Regions from separate parts of the Homo sapiens genome. Here region 2 is linked to region 1. Evidence: read pairs that join two places in POLR2A ChIA-PET (ENCODE). Cell type or tissue: Panc1. All regions are shown on one strand. Each heading gives the region's core, and the rest is flanking DNA. Links, peaks and the distances in the headings are about the cores only.

Region 1 (11,262 bases), core at 733-3,232:
TCCCAAATAGCTGGGATTACAGGCACGCCCCACCATGCCTGCCTAATTTTCATATTTTTAGTAGAGATGGGGTTTCACCATGTTGGCCAGGCTGGTCTCGAACTCCTGACTTCGGGTGATCTGCCCAACTCAGCCTCCCAAAGTGCTGAGATTACAGGTGTGAGCCATTGTGCCTGGCCAGTACCTTATTAAATGTTAATTTGCATTTTCCTGATTGCTAATGAAGCTGCACACCATTTCATAAGTTTATTGGCCATTTGTTTATCCCCTTTCATTAAGTATCTCCTGCTTATTTTTTTTTAAATTAAGTTTGTCTTTTTGTTTGTTTTTGAGACACAGGTCTCACTGTGTCACCCAGGCTGGAGTGTAGTGGTGTGATCATGGCTCACTGCAGCCTTGACCTCCCCAGGTCCCTGGCATCAGTCTCCTAGGCCGAGTAGCTGGGACTATAGATGTACACCTAAGTTTTTGTATTTTTTGTACAGGCGGGTTTTCACCATGTTGCTTAGGCTGGTCTCGAACTTCTGGGCTCAAGGGATCCGCCCACCTCAGCCTCCCAAAGTGCTAGGATTACAGGCATGGGCCACAGTGCCTGGCCTTTTCTTTCTTTCTTTTTTTTTTTTTAAAGTTTTTTGTTTGTTTCTCTTAAATTTTTTACATATTCTGGATATAGGCCCTTTGATAATTATGTGTGTTGCAAATATTTTCTTCTGGGAGGAATTTTCAGTGTCCAAATAAGTCAACCAGAAAAGACTTAGAAAAATAAGGCTGGGCGCAGTGGCTCACGCCTATAATACCAGCACTTTGGGAAGCCCAGGCGGGTGGATCACCTGAGGTCAGGAGTTCGAGACTAGCCTGGGCAACATGGTGAAACCCCGTCTCTACTAAAAATAGAAAAATTATCCGGGCATGGTGGCATGTGCCTGTAGTCCCAGCTATTCAGGAGGCTGAGACAGGAGAATTGCTTGAATCCAGGAGCAGGAGGTTGCAGTGAGCTGAGATTACACCACTGGATTCCAGCCTAGGTGACAAAGCGAGACTCCATCTCAAAAAAAAAAAAAAAAAAACTTAGCAAAATAAATGTCTGTACCTTTTCTAAGTCACACATATCTAAGCCACTGACCCGGCTTCCGCTTTAAAGGGAGATACAGAAAGAAAGTATAAAATTTGGGGCCAGACAAGCCAGGTTCAAACCTCAGTTCTGCCACTTCCTGAGTGCTCTCAAACAAGTCTTTTAATCTCTCTGAGCCTCAGTGTCTGTATTTGAAAACTGACCACAACCATCTACTGCATGCTTGCTCTGTGGCTTCAAAGGAGTAATGTGTCAACATGCCTTTAAACGATAGTGTTACTTGTGTTAAACACAAGCCATAGGCCACACTGGCTTCCTGAGCTGTCTTGTGGCAGTATTAGCAGAGGCAGCAGCAGCAACCTTTCTGATCCAAGAAAAGATGCCATTCTCTCTTCCTCTGAGCCAGCAGACACCTTAAATCACGGTCCCTCTCCCCTCACAAGTCCTGCCCACACACTGGGAACAGAGCTCCTCCCTGGCTGCCCAGGCAGGAAAACAGGAAACAGCCACCACCCTGCCGGGAGGTGGGGCTGACAAGTTCTCTTTCCCAGGTGGGCATCTCTCCAGGTCATCAACCCTCCTTGATGCAGGAGGAGAGCTGGCTGCCAGCCCACTGCACAAGGCTGTGCCCGCTGCCACACCCAGGTCTCCGCCACACCTCGCCTTGAGGCAGTGGAATAAGTGGGCCAATGAATGGGGAGCAGAAAACAGTCTTCATCAGTGCCTTGCAGAAGTGCCAGAGGGGGAACCCTTTCAGTGCCCAAGTGGGGCAGGGAATCTGATCTCCTGGGCCATAGGGACACGCCCCATCCTTCTTAACGTGCAGCACCAACCCTTTATTTTTATTTTTTTTAATCTTCTTTTTCAGAGATGGGGTCTCTGCACTCCAGCCTGGGAGACACAGCGAGACTCTGTCTCAAAAAAAAAAAAAAAAAAAAAAGGACAGGGACCAGGGACCAGGGACGAGGGACCCTGATGGTGCCATATCAGGCAGGGTCTCAGAGAAGGCAGCAAAAGTTTTTGAAAAAGGGCAGTTATAAAAGTAGTTGTCAGTGAAGGGGGAGTATGGTGGGGGGAAGTGGGGTGAAAAACTACCTATGGGGTACTATGCTCACTACCTAGGTGACAGGATCATTCATACCCCAAAACTCAGTGACATGCAGTTTACCCATGTAACAAGCCTGCGCATGTACCATCTGAACTTAAAAGTTGAGGAAAAAAAGTGTAGAGGAAACAGAAGAAAAAAAAAAACCAAAATTCTAACAAGTGAATAAAAATAAGAAACTAGAACAGGAAAAAAAAAAAAAGAAGAAGCATTGTTGGGCCAGGTGCAGTGACTCAATAATCCCAACAATTTGGGAGGCTGAGGCGAGAGGATCGCTTCAGGCCAGGAGTTTGAGACAAGCCTGGGCAACGTAGTGAGATCTTGTCTCTGCAAAAAAAAAAAAAAAAAAAAAAAAAAAATTAATTAGCTGGGTGTGGCAGCACATACCTGTAGTCCCAGCTGCTCAGGAGGCTGAGGTGGGAGAATCACTTGAGCCCAGGAATTCGAGGCTGCAGTGAGCTATGATCGCATCACTGCATTCCAGCCTGGGCAACACAGCAAGACTCTATCTCTTAAAAAACAAAAAAGCGGCCGGGCGCAATGGCTCACGCCTGTATTCCCAGTACTTTGGGAGGCTGAGGTGGGCAGATCACCTGAGGTCAGGAGTTCGAGACCAGCCTGGCTAACATGGCAAAACCTAGTCTCTTCTAAAAGTACAAAAATGAGCTGGGCATGGTGGCAGGCGCCTGTAATCCCAGCTACTCAGGAGGCTGAGGCAGGAGAATAGCTTGAACCCAGGAGGCAGAGGTTGCAGTGAGCCGAGATCGCGCTACTGCACTCCAGTCTGGTTGACAAGAACGATACTCTGTCTCAAAACAAAACAAACAAACAAACAAAAATCACAGTGTTGGATTTGAGGGACACTGTCCAGAACAGGTGATTTAGAGGGCAGGCAGGATGAGATGACAAAAATCCAGGCAAGATGTAATAAGAGCAGGAAATGCAAGATTCACAGGATGAATGGGTGAGACAAGTCTCACAGAGGCACTCAACAGAATGCGGCTGTGAGGGCAGGAAGGAGGGAGGGCTCAGAACTGACACCAGAGAGAAGGTGGGGACCATTGTCCTGCCATGGGGCCGCCCGAGGGGGTACAGTTGTCCAGTGGGAAGTGGTCACTCAGGCTGGGAAGTCAGGAGGGAGATGTGGGGAGTCAGTGCCACAGAAGTGAGAACAGAAACCATCAGACAGAGGTGAGGGCAAAGGAAGTGGACAGGAGGTAAAAGAGAAGTGGGGTGAGGACAACGCCTTGGGGACCCCAAGCATAAGGAGGAAGAGAGCAGAGGGTGCCAGGCAGTGACAGAAGGACAAACAGAGAGCATAGCTATCAACCCCTGAAAGCCTCAATTTCCTCCTCTGTAAAATAGGATTTTTTTTTTTTTTTGAGACGGAGTTTCGCTCTTGTTGCCCAGGCTGGAGTGCAATGGCGCGATCTCAGCTCACTGCAACCTCTGCCTCCCGAGTTCAAGTGATTCTCGTGCCTCAGCCTCCCAAGTAGCTGGGATTACAGGCGCACGCCACCACGCCCAGCTAATTTTGTATTTTTACCAGAGACAGGGTTTCTCCATGTTGGTCAGGCTGGTCTTGAACACCTGACCTCAGGTGATCCACCCGCCTCGGCCTCCCAAAGTGCTGGGATTACAAGTGTGAGCCACCGTGTCCAGCCTAAAATAGGAATTATAATTCATACATGTGTTGCAAGGATCGAAAAGGGTGGCTCATGTAAGGCCTTTACCATTTGCACACAGTATGTGGGCAGTAATTTTTTTTTTTTTTTTGAGACAAGGTCTTTCTCTGTTGCCCAGGCTGGAGTGCAGTGGTGTGATCTCGGCTCAATGCAACCTCCCCACTTTCCGGGTTCAAGCGATCCTCCTGCTTCAGCCTCCCGAGTAGCTGGGATTACAGGCATGCACCACCACGCCCAGCTAATTTTTATATTTTTAGTAGAGAATGGGTTTCACCGTGTTGGCCAGGATGGTCTCGAACTCCTGGCCTCAAGTGATCCGCCCGCCTCAGCCTCCCAAAGTGCCAGGATTACAGGCATGAGCCACCATGCCTGGTCAGTAAATGTTGACGATTACCATTACCATCACTGGGAAGAAACTCAGGACAGTACAAAACCAGGGACCAAAAGAAAGCTCTTAACTTCCTTCTTAAGTTTTCAATACCCACTAAAGGAGCAAGGTTGGGGAGATAGAAGGGTACAGAAGTTTAAGAAGCCAGTTCTGGGCCAGGCGCAGTTGCTCCCGCCTGTAATCCCAGCACTTTGGGAGGCCAAGGTGGGCGGATCACTTGAGGTCAGGAGTTAGAGACCAGCCTGGCCAACATGATGAAACCCCGTCTCTACTAAAAATACAAAAATTAGCTGGGCATGGTGGCGCACGCCTATAATCCCAGCTACTCCTGAAGCTGAGGTGAGAGAACCACTTGAACCCAGGAGTCACATATTGTAGTGAGCCGAGATGGCGCCATTGCACTCCAGCCTGGGTGACAGAGACTCCAACTCAAAAAAAAAAAAAAAAAAAAACGCCAGCTCTGATTGTCAAGTAAATGGAAAAATGGGGTTCACGAGCAGCTCTCCTTGCAAGAAGGCACCTGCTCAGACTTCAGGCAAGGGGTGACTTCTTTGTGCACCTGCTCCAGAAGCAGAAGGGGTGGGGCGCCAGGTTCAAGGCTCAGGGTGCTACACAGCCTGGCTCTGAGCATTTGCATTCCTAAAGAACAAACCTGACACAGATGCTTCTTACCTGCAGGAAGCAGGCTTAGGGCCATCTTGGTTTTCTGAGTATAACCAGAACCAACTGAGCCACCCAAAGTCCGTGGGGTGCCAGGGGTGTGGGAACCCATCAGGACCCACGGTCACCATCTTGATTGCACATGAGAACCACCTGGGACTTTACAAAATGTCAATGATCACCCCATACCAATGAGACAGAATCCTTATGCAGGGGGCCCAGAGAAACAGTATTTTATTTTTTCAAAGAGCTCTCCAGCCAGGGTTGAGAACCGCAGATCCTTCTAGCCCAGCCCTAAAATTTTTTAGCTGCTGAACTAAGGCTGAGCATCTGCTTAAGATCATGAGCAAGAGGGCAGAAGTACCCGCAACGTAAACATGAAAAAAAGGACTTTGCCATTTGGTTGTGAAGTCCTGGCTTCTCGGTTCACTCGCTGTGTGACCTTGGACAAGTCACTTAGCCTCTCTGAGCCTGAGCTATTAAAATGAAATCATAGATATAAATCACCCAGCATGTTCCTGGTACCCAGCAGGCCCTCAATAAATATTTGTTTCTATCTCTTTCTCTCTAGGATCTAAGGCTCTTCTCAACGCAGGATGCATTAAGATCCTTTGCTCTGACGTATGCGCTATCCACCGACTTTTTTTGTTTGTTTCTGGCTTTTTTTGTGTTGTTTTTCCTTTTACAGGGTCTGGCTCTGTCACCCAGTCTGGAGTGCAGTGGTGTGATCACGGCTCACTGCCGCCTCAACTTCCTGGGCTTAAACAATCGTCCTGTCTCTGCCTGCCGAGTAGCTGGGACTACAGGCAGCACCACCATGCCCAGCTAATTATTTGATTTGATTTGATTTTTTTGTAGAGACAGGGTCTCGCTATGTTGCCCAGGCTGGTCTCGAACTCCTGGGCTCAAGCCATCCTCCCGCCTCAGCCTCCCAAAATGCTGGGATGATAAACATGAGCCACTGCGCCCGGCTCACCCAAAGAGATTTTGACTCTCTAAAGGTTTGTTCCCCACTCTGTGTCTTTTCCTCTAATCCCAGAACTCACCTACTACAGAGCACTGTTGCTCAAACATCAGCGTACACAGAGTACCCAGGGCTGTGGTGAACACGACAAGTCCTGATTCAGTAGTTCTGGGTGGTGCCCAACATCCTAATGGCCCTGGTGATGCTGGTGTTTCGGGGCCTGACCACATCAGAGCCCCAAGGCTTGTCCAGGAGCCCCGCAGTGGCCAGTCTGCCTCCCTGCTGACTCACGAGCCCCCCAGAGCCGGTCTCTTTATCTTACTCATCTCTGTGTCTCCTCCACGGTATGTGCTCACTAAACGGATGTTGAAGAAATAAACAAACCATGGAGAAAACCATTTTCCAGCTAAGTAAAAACAGACTATTTTATTTGTCCTGTGATTGACAGCCCTCCTGGCTGATTCCAGAATTGCCCTCTTGGCTGGTGGGAGGACAGTGTGGTCGAACGGGCCTGACACTTGGAACCTGGAGTCCTGGTTTTGAATCCTGGCCCTTCCACTCACCCGTGGGATGACCCTGGGCACGTTACCAAGCTCTTTGAGTCACGATGTCCTCATCCATAAAATGAAAATGATAATGACTGACCACCGTGTGGTCCCAATGATGGCTAGAAACATGCTTTATAAACTGTAAAGTACTCCTGATAAGGTCTCCTTATTACGGCTGGGTTTTCTTTTCTTTTCCTTTCTTTTCTTTTTCTTTTTTTTTTTTTTTTGAGGGCAGGCAGTACTTTTCACTTCCCTAAAGCTTGAAAGTGGCTTGTGATGGATTGGGTGGGGAACACACCAAGGGTCTGGTTGGAGATGGGTGCAGTGGCTGGGCCATGAGGCAGGTCAGTGGTGCCTCCTCTGGCAGTGACAGTGGCCAGGTGAAATGTGAGGATGGTGCAGGAGAGTTGAGGAGGCAAGGCTTCCTGGAGGAGGCTGGCAGGAGTAGGTATGCAAGGCTGGTCTGAGGGTATAGACGCCAGGACAGAAGAAGGCAGGCAGAGCAGTGAGAGTCTTTTGATGGGCATGTGGCCAGGCTCTAGACTGGGTATGCGGGAGGCAAGGCTAGACCAACAGCGACCCTGGAGCATTATAAGAAAACAAGTAATTATAGGCCGGGCACGGCGGCTCACACCTGTAATCCCAACACTTTGGGAAGCCAAGGCGGGAGGACTGCTTGAGCCCAGGAGTTCAAGACCAGCCTGGGCAACACAGCAAGACCCCATCTCTACAAAAAAAATTCTAGGCCAGGAACGATGGCTTATACCTGTAATCCCAGCACTTTGGGAGGCTGAGGCAGGCGGCTCACCTGAGGTCAGGAGTTCGAGGCCAGCCTGGTCAACAAGTGAGACCCTGTCTCTACTAAAAATACAAAAAATTAGCCGGGCGTGGTGGCGCTCGCCTGTAATCCCAGCTACTCGAGAGGCCGAGGCAGGAGAATCACTTGAACCCAGGAGGCGAAGGTTGTAGTGAACCGAGATGGCGCCACTGCACTCCAGCCTGAGCAACAGAGTGAGACTCTGTCTCAAATAAATAAATAAATAAATAAATAAATAAATAAATAAATAAATTTTAAAGATCAGCTAAGCATGGTGGCATGCTCCTGTAGTCCCAGCACTCAGGAGGCTAAGGCAGGAGGATCACTTGAGCCCAGGAGTCCCAGGCAAAACTGAGCTATGATGGTGCCACTGCACTCCAGACTGGACAATAGAGCGAGACCATCTCTTACATAAAAATAAATAAAGTAATTATTAATATATCCTGTGGCCCAGGGCTGAACTACCCACCTAGGCCCAGGGTTCCCTTGCTGACCCCATTCACCACTAACCATGAGCTTCAGGATGCAGGCAAGAGCAAGACACAGACCTGCCCTCAATAAGCTCAGTGTTCAATGGGGGCCACAGAGAGAAATGATGCCAGCACAAGGTCACAGGAACTAGGAGAGGTCACCAGCCCTGCTATAGTTCAGAGGAGGGAGTGGCCAATTTTGCCTCTCTGTCTACCCCAGCCAATGAGTCTCCACTGCACCCGCTGGGAAGTTTATCTGCCTAGTCTAGATGTCTCTTTATTTATGTTCTTCTGTCACTGGAATGCCCCATCCCCTCCTCCACCCAGCAAGCACTAACTCATGCTACAAGATGTGCTTCAGTCCTCGGGGAGGGCTCCCAACCCCAAAGCCTGTGCTTTATCCACGTGCTCTTGGTAATTATCCCATTACCTAGTACCACATCTATCCCTCTAAGGAAGAGTTAATCACAGCCTGCTTGATTGCTCACACTTCTGCTGTCTCGGGTTCGTCTCCCCAGTCAGATTATAACAATAATCACTGAACTAGTGCTCCACAGTTTACAAAATGCCTTCAGGCATATTGGGCTTAATTGAATCCCCACAATAAATCAGCCAGGTAAGTATTATGTTTATTTGACAATAAGGAAACCGAGGCTTAGAAAGGTTAGACAACTTCCCAGAGACCACAAGGCCCATGTACATGCCCAGCTGTAAGCCTCAAATGCCTTCTAACTCCAATGCCAGCATCTGCTCAGTACTCAGAGGCTGCCTGAGGCAGTGGGTAAAGGTTGAGACCGTTTCCAGCTGTGTGACTTCTGGTGAGTTACTTAACCTCTCTGTGCCTCAATCGTCCTGAGAGTAAAATGTGGCTGATACCCACCTCATCCGTTCTTGTCAAGATTTAAAAAGGTAATACAATGATGTCCTTAGAATACTGCCAAACACAATAATTAGTTAGTTATTATTATACCTTGGCTGATTCTCATGGTCTCCTAACTCATTAAATTTTTTCTAATTCATTTTTTATATCTCATAATACATTCTTCCCCTTTTTTCCCTTTGCTTACCAAGCTCTGCAACCTCATAATACATTTGATAGGTAGTCATTAAACAAAATAATTTTTTTGCAGATTGACTAACGTTGGGTTTAGGGCTGTTCTCTTTTCTTTTCTTTTCTTTTTCTTTTTCTTTTTTTTTTATTTGAGATGGGGTCTCACTCTGTTGCCCAGGCCGGAATGCAGTGGCACAATCTTTGCTCACTGCAACCTCTGCCTCCCGGGCTCAAGCAATCCTCCCACCTCAACCTCCAAAGTTACTGGGACAACAGGCACGTGATACCACAACCAGCTAATTTTATTTTTTGTAGAGATGGGGTCTTACTATGTTGTCCAGGCTGGTTCTTTTTCTTTACTCTCCTACACCCCTAAAGAGTTTCAACACCAGAGGCTGGGTGCAGTGGCTCACACCTGAAATCCCAGCACTTTGGGAGGCTGAGGTGGGAAGATCGCTTGAGGCTAGTTCAAGACCAGCCTGGGAAAACACAGTGAGACCTCCGTCTTAAAAAAAAAAAAAGTTAAAAATAAGAGTTTCAACATCAGAAAAATTCTCTTTTTCTGCTCCACTCTACTTCACCCCCACCCACCCCACCCAGGTCAAATCTGGCCAATCACAAATGTCCCACAGAATGTAAAACACCAGAAAACACTGACCTAGACTCTCCTGTTGGGCCGTCCCTGGATAGCAGGGAAACATACCACTCACGGGTGGAAACTTTCACAAACCTAATTTCTATCACTATTATGGGTCAAAGTCTTACGCATATTTCTCTATTGCTCTAGTTTTTACTTATTTGAGACTCTAGAAGGAACGGGTTGTTAAAAAATAATATCTATTTATTTTCTTATTTCATTTATTAAAAAAAAAAATAGGGCTGGGTGCCATGGCTCATGCCTGTAGTCCCAGCACTTTGGGAGGCAGAAGCAGAAGAATCACTTGACGCCAGGAGTTTGAGACCAGTCCGGGCAACACAGTGAGACCCCCATCTCTATGAAAATATAAAAATAAAAGGAATATACACACTGTTTCATGGAGCAAGAAGCCTCATGTAACTAGGCAGCTAGCAGAGGCACTAACATCCAAGACCAATGGAAAACTTCCTTCTTTTCAGGGGTCGGGTCCATGAAACCAGAGAACAAGCCTCAAACCTAGCTGGATCCTGGGAGGCAGAAGTGAAATGACCATTTCCCACTTCCCTCCTGGGGTAGGATAACCAGGTAGAGAAGACTCCCTGCTTCACACCATCCAGACACACCTGCATGGAGGCACTTTCTTTTTTTCTTTTTCTTTTTTTTTTTTGTAGAGACAGGGTCCCACTGCTTCACACTATCCAGACACACCTGCGCGCGGTTTTCTTTCTTTTTTTCACTTTTTTGTAGAGATAGAGTCTCACTCTGTCACCCAGGCTGGAGTGCAGTGGCACGATCATAGCCCACTGCAGCCTCAGCCTCCTGGCTCAAGTGACCCTCATGCCTCAGCCTCTCAAACAGCTGGGACTATAGGTGTATGCCACCACACGAGGATAATTTTAAAATTTTTTCAAAATAGAGGCGGGATCTCAGTGTGTTGTCTAGGCAGGTATCGAACTCCTGGGATCAAGTGATCCTCCCACCTTGGCCTCCCAAAGTACGGGGATTACAGGTGTGAGCTAATGCACCCAGCCTAATTTTTTTATTTTTTGTAGAGACAGGGTCGCACTATGTTGCCCAGGTGGGGGGCCAAAGGTTTTCAGAATAAGAAGAGGGGATGAAGTCCTCTGGGGGTGAAAAGCTTTATTCTTTTTTATTATTATTATTTTGAGACGGAGTTTCGCTCTTGTTGCCCAGGCTGGAGTGCAGTGGCGCCATCTCGGCTCACTGCAACCTTCACCTCCCAGATTCAAGCAATTCTGCTGGCCTCAGCCTCCCAAGTAGCTGGGATTACAAGCGTCTGCAACCACGCCCAGCTAATTTTTTGTATTTTTAGTAGAGACAGGGTTTCACCATGTTGGCCAGGCTGGTCTCAAACTCCTGACGTCAGGTGATCCACCCGCCTCGGCCTCCCAAAGTGCTGGGATTACAGGTGTGAGGTACCGCGCCCGGCCAAAAGCTCTATTCTTTGAAAGATTCCATATACAGAACCTTCAGTCAGATTCTCACTGTCTTTTCTAACTAAAATCCCAAAGCCCTTTCCCTCCAACTGTGTTTGGGGGAAGTATTCCTCGCATAACACATCAGGGGACCAGCCTCTGGAGAGGGGGACCCAAATGGATCTTCAAAGGTTCCACTCTGAGCACAAGAGTGTAGAAGAAATCTGCCCCTCCAGCATTGGCACTGGGATTAAAAGAAGCGTTGTACTCTTTGAAATGGATTTTACATACAAATGAATTGATGAACACCATCAACATGTCAGCTTAATTCAGCCCAATCAATACACCAGGCATTAAAAACTCGGAGAAAAAAATGGATTGTGGCTTTTTGTTGATGACACTGAGGAATTTTGGCCCCAAGCCCTGGCC
Region 2 (15,657 bases), core at 6,796-9,295, 530 kb after region 1:
AATCCCAGCACTTTGGGAGGCCAATGTGAGTGGATCACTTGAGGTCAGGAGTTCAAGACCAGCCTGGCCAACATGGTGAAACCCCGACTCTACTAAAAATACAATAGTTAGCCGGGCATGGTGGGGGGCACCTGTAATCCCAGCTACTCAGGAGGCTGAGGCACAAGAATGGCTTGAACCCAGGAGGTGGAAGTTGTTGCAGTGAGCCAAAATCATGCCACTGCATTCTAGCCTGGGTGACAGAGCAAGACTCCATCTCAAATAAATACATAAATAACATTAAAGAACACTGTTCTTGGCCGGGCACAGTGGCTCACGCCCGTAATCCCAGCACTTTGGGAGGCCGAGGTGGGTGGATCACCTGAGTTTGGGAGTTTGAGACCAGCCTGACCAACATGGAGAAACCTCATTTCTACTAAAAATACAAAATTAGGCTGGGCACGGTGGCTCAAGCCTGTAATCCTAGCACTTTGGGAGGCTGAGGCAGGTGGATCATGAGGTCAGGAGTTCGAGACCATCCTGGCTAACACGGTGAAACCCCGTCTCTACTAAAAATACAAAAAATTAGCTGGGCGTGGTGGTGGGCACCTGTAGTCTCCGCTACTCGGGAAGCTGAGGCAGGAGAATGGCGTGAACCCGGGAGGTGGAGCTTGCAGTGAACCGAGATCGTGCCACTGCACTCCAGCCTGGGTGACAGAGCGACACTCCGTCTCAAAAAAATTAAAAAAATAAAATAAAAATAAAAATAAAAATACAAAATTAACTGGGCGTGTTGGCACAGGCCTGTCATCCTAGCTTCTCGGGAGGCTGAGGCAGGAGACGGAGGTTGCAGTGAGCCGAGATCCCGCCAGCCTGGGCAACAAGAGTGAAACTCTGTTTCAAAAAAAAAAAAAAAAAAAAAAAGGACATTGTTCTTAGTGACAGTGTCATCTAGGAGAAGCAGGATAGGAGAGTCTAGGATTCTAACCCTGGGAGTTCCCACACAGCACAAAGCCAGTAAAGGAAGCCTCAGCCCAGGTCCATGCTTATCCCTGGGACTCTCAGGACAGGTTGTATCAGGAGGTTCCAAGACCTTGTGTCTGCTCCTCTACCCTGTGCTCATCTTTATTTATTTATTTATTTATTTTTGAGATGGAGTCTCACTGTCACCCAGGCTGGAGTGCAGTGACACAATCACAGCTCATTGCTGCCTTGAACTCCTGGGCTCAAGTAGTCATCCCACCAGGACTACAGGCATGCACCACCACATCCAGCTAATCTACATGTTTTTTGTTTTTTGGGTTTTTTTTTTTTGTACAGACGGGGGTCTTGCTTTCTTGCCCAGGCTGGTTTTAAACTCCTGATCTCAAGTGATACTCCCACTTAAGCCTCCCAGGTTGCTGGGATGATAGGCATGGGCCACTGTGCCTGGCTGAACTGGGCTGTTTTGAGATGGAGTTTCGCTCTTATTGCTCAGGCTGGAGTGCAACGGCACGATCTTGGCTCACTGCAACCTCCGCCTCCCAGGATCAAGTGATTCTCCTGCCTCAGCCTCCTGAGTAGCTGGGATTACAAGCATGTCCTACCATACCTGGCTAATTTTGTATTTTTAGTAGAGATGGGGTTTCACCATGTTGGTAAGGCTTGTCTCGAACTCCTCACTTCAAATGATCCAGTTGCTTCAGCCTCCCAAAGTGCTGGGATTACAGGCACGAGCCACCGCACCCAGCCTGGGCTATTTTATTTTGTAAATAACCTTCATCATTTTTGTGTCAGTATCAACTGAAGCTCCCTGCTCCTACCAGCTCACCCACACAATACGCAATGTGAGCTTAAGTTTTGCTAAAGACTATGTTTTATGTGTCAGGCAGGCACTTTTGCGGCTGAGGACCTGTGTAGGGGTAATGGGCCCTGGAAGGATGGGGCTTGATGAGCTGAGGGTGCTGGGAATTTTAGGGACAAGGACAGGAGGCAGGACGCCACTGGCCTCAGGAAGAGGAGCATGGAAAAGAAAAGAGAAGTTTAAACAAAGGAATGTGGGGGTGTTTGGCTCTGTACAAGCTGGGGGATGACATGAGCCTCTCCTCTGTCACCCCAGAAAAACCTCGCTACGTGCTGTGTGACATCAAGGCATCACCCAGCTTGGGAATCGGGACTTGTTTGGGAATTGAATGAAGTTCTTGAGAATGGCCTCAAGGCTAGCTACCCCTGTCATATTTGGGTAACATTATTTTTCCTTTTCTTTCTTTCTTTCTTTCTTTCTTTTTTTTTTTTTTTTTTTGAGATGGAATCTAGCTCTTTCACCCAGGCTGGAGTGCAGTGGTGCGATCTTGGCTCACTGCAACCTCCGCCTCCTGGGTTCAAGCGATTCTCCTGCCTCAGCCCCTCAAGAAGCTGGGATTACAGGCATGTGCCACCACACCCAGCTAATTTTGTATTTTTAGTAGAGACGGGGTTTCTCCATGCTGGTCAGGCTGGTCTCGAACTCCCGACCTCAGGTGATCCGCCCGCCTTCGCCTCCCAAAGTGCTGGGATTATAGGCATGAGCCACCACGCCCAGCTATTTTTTCTTAAAGATGGGGTCTCGCTGTGTCACTCAAGCTGGAGTGCAGTGGCATCATCATAGCTCACTGCAGCCTCAAACTCCTGGGCTCAAGCCATCTTCTGGCCCCAGCCTCCCAGGTAGCTGGGACTCCACAGGTGCATGCCACTGTGCCCTGCTTTTTATTTTTATTTTTGTAAAGACAGGAGTCTCACTATGTTGAGACCTATGCTGGTCTCAAATTCCTGGCCTCAAGGGATCCTCCCACCTTGGCCTCCCAATGTGTTGGGATTACAGGCATGAGCCATCACACCCGGCCTGGTTACATTTTTTAAAATACAAAATCAGGCTTCAAAGAGTCAATTAGTGGGTTCCCTAAAAAATCTGTCTTTTACCCTGTAGCTGTGGCCTGCCTCCCTTCCCTCTGTTTCATTTTCTGTGTTGCAGCGTCTTTTCTCCCCGGAAGAGATGTTGGTGTGTAAGTAGCAGCAACGGCCCCTCTGTTTAACGGTGGCTACCCCTCCCCGGATGACAGTCACAGGCCAGGCCTCATAGACAGCATTTTACTTTCCTCAAAGGTGGTCTGTTCTTTCCCTCGATGTATAGATATGACCGAGAACTTAGTCATGCCTGGATTCAAACCTGTCTCTGTGAATCTGTTACAGGAAAGGGATTTGATCTAAACCCCAAGAGAGGGTTCTTGAATCTCACTCAAGAAAGACTTCAGAGGGAGTCCACAGTGCAAAGCAAAAGCAAGTTTATTAAGAGAGTAAAGGAACGAAAGAATGGCCACTCAGGCAGGGCACAGTGGCTCATGTCTGTAATCCCAGCACTTTGGGAGGCCGAGGCAGGTAGATCACCTGAGGTCAGGAGTTCGAGACCAGCCTGTCCAACATGGTGAAACCCCGTCTCTACTAAAAATACAAAAATTGGCCGGGCGTGGTGGCAGGTGCCTATAATCCCAGCTACTTGGGAGAATGAGGCAGGAGAATCGCTTGAACCCTGGAGGCGGAGGTTGCAGTGAGCCGAGATCACGCCACTGCACTCCAGCCTGGGCGACAAGAGCAAGACTCTGTTTAAAAAAAAAAAAGAATGGCTACTTCATAGACAGAGCAGCCCCGAGGGCTGCTGGTTGCCCATTTATATTGTTATTTCTTGATGATATGCTAAACAAGGGGTGGATTATTCGTGCCTCCCCTTTCTAGACTACAAAGGGTAACTTCCTGACATTGCCATGTCACTCTCATCACCATCTTGGTTTTGGTGGGTTTTGGCCGGCTTCTTTTTCTTTTTTTTTTTTTTTGGAGTTTCATCCTTTTTGCCCAGGCTAGAGTGCAATGGCATGATCTCGGCTCACTGCAACCTCCGCCTCCTGGGTTCAAGCGATTCTCCTGCCTCAGCCTCCCGAGTAGCTAAGATTACAGGTGTGCGCCACCACGCCTGGCTAATTTTGTGTTTTTAGTAGAGACAGGGTTTCTCCATGTTGGGTCAGGCTGGTCTTGAACTCCCGACCTCTGGTGATCCGCCCGCCTCAGCCTCCCAAAGTGCTGGGATTACAGGCGTGAGCCACCCGCCAGGCCCTTGGCTGGCTTCTTTACTGCAACCTGTTTTATCAGCGAGGTCTTTATGACCTGTATTTTGTGCTGACCTCCTATCTCATCCTGCGACTCAGAATGCCTAACCTCCTGGGAATGCAGACCAGTAGGTCTCAGCCTCATTTTATACAGCTCCTATTCAAGATGGAGTTGCTCTGGTTCACATGCCTCTGACAAATCCAAAACTCATGTTCTTAATGCTCTGCCGATCCAAGCCCTTTTCCCTATTGCTGTAGGAGGGGAAGGGGTGAGCCAGGTGGACAGCACCCAGAAGTAAGGGGAGCTCTGCTGAAACCAGGGCTAAGCCTCCATCTTGGTGGGGGAGGGCACTGTCTGAGCCAGCTTGGATAAAAAATGGAAGGTCGGGGCCACCCCCCTAGAGACAGGTCTCTGGAGGGTCACTTCCAGGCTTGTTCAATTAAAAAAAAAAAAAAAAAAAAAAGAAGGCCAGGCATGGTGGCTCACACCTATAATCCTAGTACTTTGGGAGGCCAAGGCAAGATAATTTCTTGAGCAATCCTCCTGGGTTGAGGCCAGGAGGTCAAGACCAGCCTGGGCAACATAGTGAGACCCCATCTCTACAAAAAAAGTTTTTTTTAATTAGTTGGGAGTGGTGGTGTGCTCCTGTAGTCCCAGCTACTCTGGAGGCTGGAGTGGGAGGATCGCTTGAGGCCAGGAGTTCAAGGCTGCAGCGAGCTGTGATGGCACAACTGCACTCCAGCCTCGCGACAGGGTGAGACCCTGTCTCAAAAAATAAAATAAAAAATAAAAAATAAACTGCACAGCACCTATGACCTCAGCAAATTCTCCCAACAGCCCTGGAATGGAGTTATCACTCTCACCTTCGAGAAGAGGCTCACAGAGGGACACGGCAGGCTCCAGGTCACAAGGCGGCTCAGGACAGTGCAGGATGAGCCCTTGTCTGGAGCTTCAAATCTCATGCTCTTGCCTCCAGCCCAGCTACCTCTAGAAAAAAAGAAGCGCTCTGAGAAGAGCCTGTAGGGAGCCAACATCTGTGGCAGAGGCTGGCTGGGGCTGCGGGAGCAGGGACAGGAGGTGTCTGGTCCCTGCTGAGCGAAAAGGAGAGTTCTGTAAGATGGATAGGGAGTATTGGAGGCCCCCACCCTCTGCCACCAGGCTTGATTGATGAGCACAGTCCTGCTGCCAGAGATGAGCAGGGGGGGCCCCTGGAGGCTGCAGAGGGGAGGGCGAGGAGAGGCTATGAATATTTCAGCGACAGAGGCCGGGCTGGAGGAAAGGAGGGGAAGCGGGGCAGGGAGGCACTCAGCCAGCGGGAGGGGGCTCAGGGACTAGGACACCCAGGTGAGGAAAGACCCACATCATTGAGCCAGGGCTCGGGGAGGGCGGAGATAGGCCAGGAGGAAGGGGCTCTTTAAGAAATTAGAGTTTGCCGGGCGCGGTGGCTCACGCCTGTAATCCCAGCACGTTGGGAGGCCAAGGTGGGTGGATCACAAGGTCAGGAGTTCAAGACCAGCCTGGCCAGCATGGTGAAACCCCGTCTCTACTAAAAATACAAAAAATTAGCTGGGCGTGGTGGTGCATGCCTGTAGTCCCAGCTACTCGGGAGGCTGAGGCAGGAGAATTGCTTGAACCCAGCAGGCGGAGGATGCAGTGAGCTGAGATCATGCCACTGCACTCCAGCCTAGTCGACAGAGTGAGACTCCATCTCAAAAAAAAAAAAAAAAAAAAGAAAAAGAAAAAGAAAAAAAAAAAAGGAAGAAATTAGAGTTCGCCGTGCGCGGTGGCTCACGCCTGTAATCCCAGCACTTTGGGAGGCCAAAGCTGGCAGATCATCTGAGATCGGGAGTTCCATACCAGCCTGACTAACATGGAGAAACCCCATCTCTACTAAAAATACAAAAATTAGCGGGCACCTGTAATCCCAGCTACTCGGGAGGCTGAGGCAGGAGAATCACTTGAACCCAGGAAGCGGAGGTTGCAGTGAGGTGAGATTGCAGGAGACTGCAGCAGGCAGAGGTTGCAGTGAGGCGAGATCGGGCCCCTGCACTCCAGCCAGGACAACGGAGTGAGACTGAAAAAAAAAAGAAAGAAAAGAAAAGAGAAATTAGGGTTCAGTGAGAGAAAGGAGGGGTGGGGATGGGGTTCCCAGAATAGGACAGTAGGGTTAGGGGCACAGGGATCAAATGGGGGGTTCACTGAGGGGGAGGGCTTCAATGAATGGGGCTAGGATATGGAGGGGATTCAGTGAAGAAGAGGAGCCTCATCTAAGGAGTAGCCACACACACCCCACCCACGACTGCAGGGTGGCTCATGCCTGGAATTCCAGCACTTTGAGAGATCAAACGGGAGGATCGCTTGAGGCCAGGAGTTCGAAACCAGCCTGAGCAACATAGTGAGACCCCGTCTCTGCAAAATTTTTCAAATTAGCCAGGGTAGGGGTCCACGCCTGTAGTCCCAGCTACTCAAGAGGCTGAGGAGGAAGGATCGCTTGGGCCCAGAAGTTCAAGGCTGCAGTGAGCTATGATCCCACCGCTGCAACCCAGCCTGAGCAACAGAGCAAGACCCTATCTCCAAAATTAAAAAAAAAAAAAAGAGGAGGGGGCTTACTGAGATGGTGAGAACTCAGAAGGGGTGCGGGCTAAATAAGGGGCTCGGTTATCTCCTTCTTTTTTGCAAAAGATTGTACCGTGAGGTCGGGGACCTGTAGGGGATGTGCCCCGTTGGGTTCCCCAAATCTCTGCCTAGCCCTGTAAGGCCAGGGGCCGCAGTTACCCCTCGCCCCTCCCCCAGCCGGGTAGCAGCCCGCAGACTTGCGGGGCTAGGTCAGGCCCCCTGCGCCGAGAAAAGGGGTGAAGAAAAGTCGTCCCGAGACTGGTGGTGAGCGTCCCTGTCGCCGGCAGTGTGGCGGAGACCCCGCGGCTGACCGAGGGCGCTGAGCCGGGCCTGGAGTACGCGCCCTTTGACGATGACGACGGCCCAGTGGACTGTGACTGCCCGGCCTCCTGCTACCGCGGCCACCGCGGGTACAGGTCAGCGGCCGCCGCGGCGGGGGTGGGGGGCGCGCGGGGCTGCCCCCCCTCACCGCCCCCACCCCCGCCCCTTCTCCCCCAGGACCAAGCATTGGTCTAGCAGCTCGGCATCGCCCCCTCCCAAGAAAAAGAAGAAAAAGAAAGGCGGCCACCGGAGAAGCCGGTGAGAACCGCGCCTGACCGGAGCGGGAAGGGAGGAGGAGGTGGGGTCTCTCCCCGGATGCCCGTCCCTGGCTCACAACCATGCAGCATTTGTGAGCCCCGCCCCTCTCTGAGCCCCTCCCTCGCCCTCCCCGTGCCGTCCCCCGACTAGGTGCCCTCCGGGTAACTGAACCCACCCCAGGCCTCAAGCTCCTCCCCTCGCTAGGCCCCGCCCCTCGACAAGCCCCTCCCCTTCGCTAGGTTCCGCCCCCCAAGGAGCCCCTCCCCTTCTCTGGGGCCCGCCCCTCACCGAGCCCCTCCCCTTCTCTAGGACCCGCCCCTCATCGAGGTCCTCTCCCCACTAGGCCCCACCCCTCATCGAGCCCCTCCCCTTATCTGGGATCCGCCCCTCACTGAGCCCTTCTCTAGCACCTGCCTCTCACTGAATCCCCCAGAGCCAGACTCACTGACCGGGCCCGTGTGTTACCAGCACCTGCTCCCAGTCCCCCTCTGCCCTCCCAGGGGTCCCGTGCCCACCAACACTAGTGCGAGTGGCCCTGGGGAGGAGGGGCCTCATCTGCCATCCCCGAATCTCTCTGTCCACCCTCCCCTGTCCTGCGTGAGACCCTGGCAAGTGTCTGGGGCCCCAACTAACCCCATCCATCCGTCTGTCCTTTCTTCCTGGCATCTGCCCTCAGCAAAAAGAGGAGACTGGAGTCCGAATGCAGGTCAGTGGGGACAGAGCTGGCTGGGGCCAGGGCGGGGGATGTCTGTGGGTGGGAGAGATTCCAAGGCCATCCCCCAGAGGCCGGAGGCCTGGACCCTCAGGGCCTGCACCTGGACACTGCCAAGGTGCAAGTTTTGCCCCTACAGAGGCCGTGAATCCCACCGTTGGAGCCTCTGACTTCTGGGTTTGAAACTATCTTTGCCCACAATGCCAGGGGGGACATTGTTGTCCCCACAATTGTGGGGACAACATAGGCAGCGCCATCAACTACCCTGAGGGACCTTGGCGACCCTTGGGGCCTCGGGTCACTCTGTACAAGGGACCTTGGGCTTCCTGGCCTGGAATTCCCTTTCCAGCTTCAATGTCCCAAGCACCCAGGTCTCTCCAGCCATTTCCAGCCCCCCACCCCCCACCCCAGCTCACTAGAGCCCACCTCCCTGTGTCCACAGCTGTGGGAGCTCCTCACCCCTCCGCAAGAAGAAGAAGAGTGTGAAGAAGCATCGCCGAGACAGGTACCCTTGCTGCCCCCACCCTGGGGCCTCCTCTTCCTCCCGTGGGGCCCAGGGCCAGGGCTGTGGCCCTCCATAGGTCTCCCCTGGGCCACCCCAGGCAGGCTCAAGAGAACTCCTTTATCGCCCTACAGGTCTGATTCTGGGTCCCGGAGGAAGAGACGGCACAGGTGAGCGGCGCTTTGCAGAGGACATGGTCAGTGGTCCCTTAAGGACCAAAGCCCAAAGGACGCAATGATGGGAGGGGGTTTTGAGGGTCCCACAGGGCTCCATCCTTCAGCTCCAGGGTTCCTTCCCACAGCCAGGCTGCGGGGACAGGGCAGTGGAGAAGGAGCATGAAAACCAACTGTTTGCAACCCTTGCCTGCCCCATGCATCAGCCATGACGTGGTGACCCCAAGAATTTCTAGACAACATGGCAGGTCCAATGCCCAAGGGGTGTGTCTGTCTGTGGAGGTGCCAGTTAGACAAGCAGAAACACCGAGACCCTGAATTTGCAGGGAAACAGCTCGCGAGGCAGGAGGACCTCTGTGAGCTGGGAGGGCTCCATGGATAGGAGGCAGGGTCGGGGAGCTGTGGCTAGAGGTAGAGTTTCTCGGGGACAGGTGCTAGCCTCCCAACAGGTTTGACTGCCAGGTTATGGAGCCATCCTCCACCCAGGAGGGCTGGGGGTTAGTGTGGGGGAGCTCTGAGCAGGGCAGTGGCTTGTTCAGGGTGGACTGGGGGAGGGGAGAGGAAGTGAAAGGCAGGAGTCCAGGTGGAGGCAGAGTGGTGCAGGAGAAGAGGGTTGCTGAGAAAGCAGAAAACAGCCTGAGCCAGGCACGGTGGCTCACACCTATAATCCCAGCACTGTGGGAGGCTGAGGCAGGTGGATCGCTTGAGGCCAGGAGTTTGACACCAGCCTGGACAACATGGTGAAATCCTGTCTCTACTGAAAATACGAAAATTAGCTGGGTGTGGTGGCAAGCGCCTGTAATCCCAGCTACTCGAGAGGCTGAGGCAGGAGAATCACTTGAACCCGGGTGGCGGAGGTTGCAGTGAGCCAAGAGATTGCAGTGGAGTGCACAGCACTCCAGCCTGGGTGACACAGCGAGACTCTGTCTCAGAAAAAAAAAAAAAAAAAAACAAAGTCTGGGTGTGGTGGCTCATGCCTGTAATCCCAGCACTTTGGGAGGCCGAGGTGGCTGGATCATTTGAAGTCAGGACTTTGAGACCAGCTTGGCCAACATAGTCAGTCTCTACTGAAAATACAAAAATTATCTGGGCATGGTGGCGGGTGCCTGTAATCCCAGCTACTTGGGAGGCTGAGGTAGGAGAATCGCTTGATACTGGGAGGAGGAAATTACAGGGAGCTGAGATCGCACCACTGCACTCCAGTCTGGGCGACAGAGCAAGACTCCATCTCAAAAAAAAGAAAGAAAGAAAGAAAGAAAAGAAAAGGAAAGGAAAAGAAGGGAAAAGGGAAAGGAGAGGAGAGGAGAGCTCGGAAGGAAGTTGTGGGGCAGTCACATTCCAGAGGTGGCATCAGAGCCAGACCCCCTTCCAGCAGCCCAGAGGAAGGGCAGAGTCTGGAGTTCCTTCTTTGTAGTGGGAATTTGCCAAGTAGGGGAGGAGCCTACATAAACACCTAATCCTGCCCCTCCAATGTCCCCAATTTTTCATCTTCCCCTGGCCTCCCAGTGTCTATGGATCAGTGTGGGTCCCTACTGCCCCCAAGTGGCCACCATTAGCTTACACACACCCTCTGGCCAGCTCCCATCCTTCCTGGACAGGTCCTAAAAGTGAACTAGGAATAGACCAACTTCCAATGGGGAGACTGAAGCCCAAAGCAGGCTCCAGCACCCAAACCCATAGCCTCCGGGCCTTCCCCGCAGTCACTCTGCTCCTGTGGGAGCACATTTCTGTGTTCCTTAGTATGGCTTTGTTTTGGGGTCAGAAGGACTGAAGGGATCTGGTGGCACCAGGGAGGATGGGGCTGAGGATTGGGGTTGGGTGAGACCTTTGAGGGCTAACCAGAAGCTTCTCAGGCCTTTCATCAAAGGTAGAGGGTGCTGGGTTGGGGGGCTTGCCCCAGAGGGCTGGATGGGATGTGACAGGAAGCTGTGGGAGTTGGGAGGGGGCAGCCCTGCAGATGGATCCAGAGATGTCATTCAAAAGCAGGGAGATTGGCCAGGCACGGTGGCTCACATCTGTAATCCCAGCACTTTGGAGGGCTGAGGTGGGCAGATCACTTGAGGCCAGGAGTTCGAGACCAGCCTGGCCAACATGGTGAAATCCTGTTTCTACTAAAACAAACAAACAAACAAACAAAAAATAGCCAGACGTGGTGGCAGGCTACTGTAATCCCAGCTACCTGGGAGGCTGAGGCATGAGAATTGCTTGAACCTGCAAGGTGGAGGTTGCAGTGAGCTGAGATTGTGCCACTGCACACCAGCCTGGGCAACAGAGCGGGACTCTGTCTCAAGACAAAAAAAAAAAAAAAAAAAAAAAAAAAAGCAGGGACATCATGCCCTTGGGAAAGCATTTCTTTCCTAAACCCCTGGTGAGCTGGCCTAGGGCTGGGCCAGTCTGGGAGCACACGGAGGAAGGGGGCACAGGAGGTATGATTATCAGGCCACACCCCAATACTCAAGGGAATGAGTATTGGGCATGTCCCAAGTCCAGTACCAAAAGACAAGAGCAAATCACCATTTCTATCTGGCCCAGACCTAAGGCTTGAGGCTGCCACACCTGCAAACAGCAACCCCTGCCTTTTTTTTTTTTTTTTTTTTCCTGAGACGGAGTTTCACTCTTATTGCCCAGGCTGGAGTGCAAAGGCGCGATCTCAGCTTACGCAACCTCCGCCTCCCAGGTTCAAGCGATTCTCTTGCCTCAGCCTCCCTAGTAGCTGGGATTATAGGCACACACCACCACGCCTGGCTAATTTTGTATTTTTAGTAGAGACTGGGTTTCTCCATGTTGGTCAGGCTGGTCTCAAACTCCTGACTTCAAGTGATCCACTGGCCTCAGCCTCCCAAAGTGCTGAGATTAAAGGTGTGAGCCACCATGCCCGGCTATAGCACCCCACTTTATCTGGGGCCAGCCACACTTCTGTGGCCCTCCCAGACTGGGCAGCATTTGCGACCCAGGGAGGTGTTCACGGGCCAGGACTTCCAGGAGGAGGAAGGCCGGAGCTTTGGCTGAGTGAAAGGGACAAAGGGGTGGAGTAGGATGGAAAAGTCCCCGCCAGCCATGGGGCTTAGGCCCTAGAGTGGAACAAATCTCAGATCCACACCTGAGTATACCCAGGCTCCAGGGCACGAAGGCCACACCCTCCCCGGGCCACACCATCACTGTGGTCTCTGCTCTCTGCAGATCTCGAAGCTCCAAGTGCAAAAGAAAAGAGAAGAACAAAGAGAAGAAGAGGTAAGCGCCCTCCCTACTCTCCAGCCCCCCATTCGTTCTCCCTCCCGCCCCAGCAAACTACGCCTTTTAGAATCACAGAATCAGGCCATTAAAGGTAGCTCATTTTGCCCAGATGGAAAAATTAAGATCTAGAAAGAAAGCCAAGGGCTCTTGCTGAGTCAGAGCTTGAACCAAAACCCAGGCCTCTTGCCTTCCAATCCAGGGTCCTCCCAAGCCCAGTCCTCGTGACTCCCACCCTCCTTCCTCCCACCCCACAAGTCCCAGGATCACCTGCTGAGGGCTGAGGGGGGTCTTGGGAGGCTGGGGTTGTCTAGAGAAAAGGGGGCCTTTTACTAATTCTCACAGATGACCCATATGGACCAGATAGGCTCTGCAGCCAGCACCAACACTGCTGATGTACCTTTTATAGGAGACTTTAGGGGACTGATGAACACTGGCTTTCAGTAGGGTTCCACTGGGATCCTGGTGGGAGGCTGGGCAACTTGGGGGCTGGGGGGATCACGGGGGGCAGAATTGAGGTACAGGCTGATTTCCCCCATCCACGCCAGGCCTCACACAGAGTCCCCAGGCCGGAGGTCTCATCGCCATAGCAGTGGCAGCTCCCACAGCCCCTCCCTCTCCTCCCACTACAGTGATTCCAGATCTCCCAGCAGGTAGGCCTGGGCCTCTGGGAGGCTTTCTCCTGGTGGGGGATGAGGGTTGCAGATTAAACACCCCCAAGGGCTGGGGAGCAGGGCTGGTGGACAGAATGTCAATTCATCGGTGGGTAGAAGTTTATCAGGGGTAGCCAGGTGTGGTGGCTCACTGCTGTAGTCTCAGCACTTTGGGAGGCCAAGGCAGAAGGATCGCTTGAGGCCAGGAGTTCGAGACCAGCCTGGGCAACATAGACTTCCTTCTTTAATTAAAAGTAATAATAATAATTATTACTTTTATTATATATAATTATATATATTTAATATTTATATATATTTATATATTTAATATTTATATATTTTATATATTTAATAAATATTTATATATATATATATATATATATATATATATTTTTTTTTTTTTTTTTTTTTTTTTTTTGAGACGGAGTCTCGCTCTGTCGCCCAGGCTGGAGTGCAGTGGCGGGATCTCGGCTCACTGCAAGCTCCGCCTCCCGGGTTCACGCTATTCTCCTGCCTCAGCCTCCCAAGTAGCTGGGACTACAGGCGCCCGCCACTACGCCCGGCTAATTTTTTGTATTTTTAGTAGAGACGGGGTTTCACCGTTTTAGCCGGGATGGTCTCGATCTCCTGACCTCGTGATCCGCCCGCCTCGGCCTCCCAAAGTGCTGGGATTACAGGCGTGAGCCACCGCGCCCGGCCTTATTTATATATTTAATATATATAAATATTTATATATTTAATATATATAAATATTTATATATTTAATATATATAAATATTTATATATTTAATATATTTATATTTAATTATATTATATATTTATATATTTAATATAAATATTAACATATTTTAATATAAATATTAATATATATTTCAATATAAATATTAATGTATATTTTCATATAAATAATATATTTAATATATTTATATATTTTAATTTATATATATTTATATATCTATATATAAATATAGATATATATTTTAATATTTATATATATTATAAATATTTATATATTTTATATATTTATATATTTAATATATAAATATTTATATATTATATATTTAATATATAAATATTTATATATTAAATATATAATATATAAACATTTATATATTATATATTTTATATATTTATATTTAATTATGTTATATATTAATATATATTTAATATATTTATATATTATATATATTATTATATATATTTATATATATAATATATATTTTGAGACGAGTATTGCTGTGTTGCCCAGGCTGGAGAGCAGTGGTGCAATCTTGGCTCACTACAACCTCCGCCTCCGGGATTCAAGCAATTCTCCAGCCTCAGCCACCCGAGTAGCTGAGATTACAGGCGTGCACCACCATGCCCGACTAATTTTTGTATTTTTAGCGGAGATGGGATTTCGCCATTTCGAACAGCCTGGTCTCGAATTCCTGACCTCAAGCGATCCGCCTGTCTCGGCCTCCCAAAGTGCTGGGATTACAGGCGTGAGCCACCAAGCCCAGCCTAATAATAATTTTTAAAAAGAGAAATTTACCAGGGGAGTGATAACTTGAGGAAGAGCTGCCCTAAGGCCCCTAAGCCTCCGCCTGAATTGGAAATCGAGGCACAGCCTCGCTGGCTCACCCTGGTCAAGCCCTCTCTAAGTGGAAAGGTTCCCAGCATGGTGAAAAGGCAGGTGGAGGGCTGCTCTCTTTCCCCGTGCTGGGGAAGGGGGAAAGAGGAGGCGCAACTGCTTGCAAAGCGGGTGTCCCACGCCGACTCCCCCATTCTTCCTGGCGCCTAACCCCAGGCTGAGCCCCAAGCACCGAGACGAAGGGCGAAAGACGGGCAGCCAGCGGTCCAGCGGAAGCCGGTCGCCTTCCCCGTCGGGCGGCAGCGGATGGGGGTCGCCCCAGCGGAACGGCGGCAGCGGGCAGCGGAGCGGAGCGCACGGGGGCCGCCCCGGCTCGGCGCACAGCCCGCCCGATGTACGTACGCTTCGCTTTGCGGAGGGTTCCCGCGCCGCGGGCTGCGCCGTGCGTGGTCGGGCGGGTCGCCAGCGGGGCAGGGGGCGATAAGTGTGGCATGGGGGCGGGGGCGGGGGCGGCCGCTTCCTCCCTCCTCGGCTCCCCGCTGGGCGTCCTGGCTCGGGAGCCGCCGGGAGTGCTAGGCCGTTGCGCCCACCTGGCCCTGGTGTCAGGGTGAGGGGCGCCTGCGGTCTTGGGCCACCCTTGCGCTTGGCAAACTGAAGGCCAGAGGGGGGTTGACCGCGGGGCACTGAGTTGGGTACAGGGCTGGGGAGGAATCAGGGTCTCGTGCCCTCCCCAGGCATATTAGGGTGGGAGGGGCATGGACATTGATAGGAGTCCCAGGCAGGAGCAGGATTCGAGAGACAGGACCCCCCACTGGGCACCACCTGGGCCCTGAGTCTCCCTCTTCCCACCAAGCCCTGGCCCCACCTCTGAGCACCCCCCTCCCCCTCCCTCAATCTTCTCCCCAGCCCCTCCCTCCCTCAGCCCCCTCCCCCATCTCAGTCCCTCTGCCCTCTAAAGTCCCTGCTCTGAGGAGACTCTGCCCTTTTCCAGGCACCGCCCACACTTGGACTGGTGTCTCAAACCTGCCGGCTCCTCTTCCCACGGCCACCCTCCTGAGGCACCTGCCAGCGTGCCTCAGAGACCCCACACCAACACCCCCAAAACTGTCCCCACCCTTCCTCCAAGAGGGGCACAGATGCCCGAAGACCTACAGGCAGGTGCAATGGGGGAGCTGGCAGAGGAGAGAGACGTCTCAGCCTGTCCCCAGATGGATGGGCTGGGCCTGGGTTGGGGCTTCTCCCAGACCCCAGGGAAGGTCCACATCCCCTTCTGGTCTGTTGATTATAGAGTACACAGTTGAGACCCCTCAGAGAGAGGGGGCTGCAGTGCTGGCAGGGGCACTGGGGTGGGTGGGGGGGTGGCTTGGGGTGGGGAGACCTGCAGGTTCCTTCCCAGACCCGCAGACTGCCCCCCACCCAACCCCAAAGCCTCAGCTGGGAGTGGGAGAGCTGCCCCTCCCCAGACCTCAGGTCTCAGCAGCAAACATGTACGTGTTGGTCAGTTTCATTTTGATTTTTGGCTG

The links. ChIA-PET counts read pairs that join two places held together with the same protein. Peaks named below come from ENCODE experiments on the same cell type or tissue, not always from the same donor. Only the 100,000 strongest peaks of a DNase experiment are listed, where the experiment ranks them.
Region 2: POLR2A ChIA-PET joins it to region 1 with 6 read pairs; 1 of 35 experiments calls an interaction of 5 or more read pairs at or near these places.

Annotation. Positions count from the first base shown.
Region 1 is chr7:75,726,798-75,738,059 of GRCh38, forward strand. All of the region lies in intron 1 of HIP1 (huntingtin interacting protein 1), which reads right to left. Among named protein-coding and RNA genes, the nearest start is that of HIP1, 6.5 kb to the right of the region's middle. RefSeq lists an enhancer at 2,950-3,451. In Panc1, for the core only: no CTCF peak of the experiment used is centred there; no DNase peak of the experiment used is centred there; H3K27ac peaks cover 542 bases.
Region 2 is chr7:76,252,908-76,268,564 of GRCh38, forward strand. It overlaps SRRM3 (serine/arginine repetitive matrix 3), which reads left to right. Exons shown (of 15, transcript NM_001110199.3): 4 at 6,999-7,127; 5 at 7,210-7,290; 6 at 7,967-7,996; 7 at 8,445-8,507; 8 at 8,639-8,674; 9 at 11,858-11,908; 10 at 12,457-12,561; 11 at 14,351-14,528. LOC124901679 (a long non-coding RNA gene) reads right to left here and starts at 6,689. Exons shown (of 3, transcript XR_007060392.1): 1 at 6,012-6,689; 2 at 4,959-5,082. RefSeq lists silencers at 1,859-2,057, 7,284-7,578, 7,563-7,642, 14,439-14,568 and enhancers at 8,531-9,054, 13,797-14,542. In Panc1, for the core only: no CTCF peak of the experiment used is centred there; no DNase peak of the experiment used is centred there; H3K4me3 peaks cover 1,056 bases.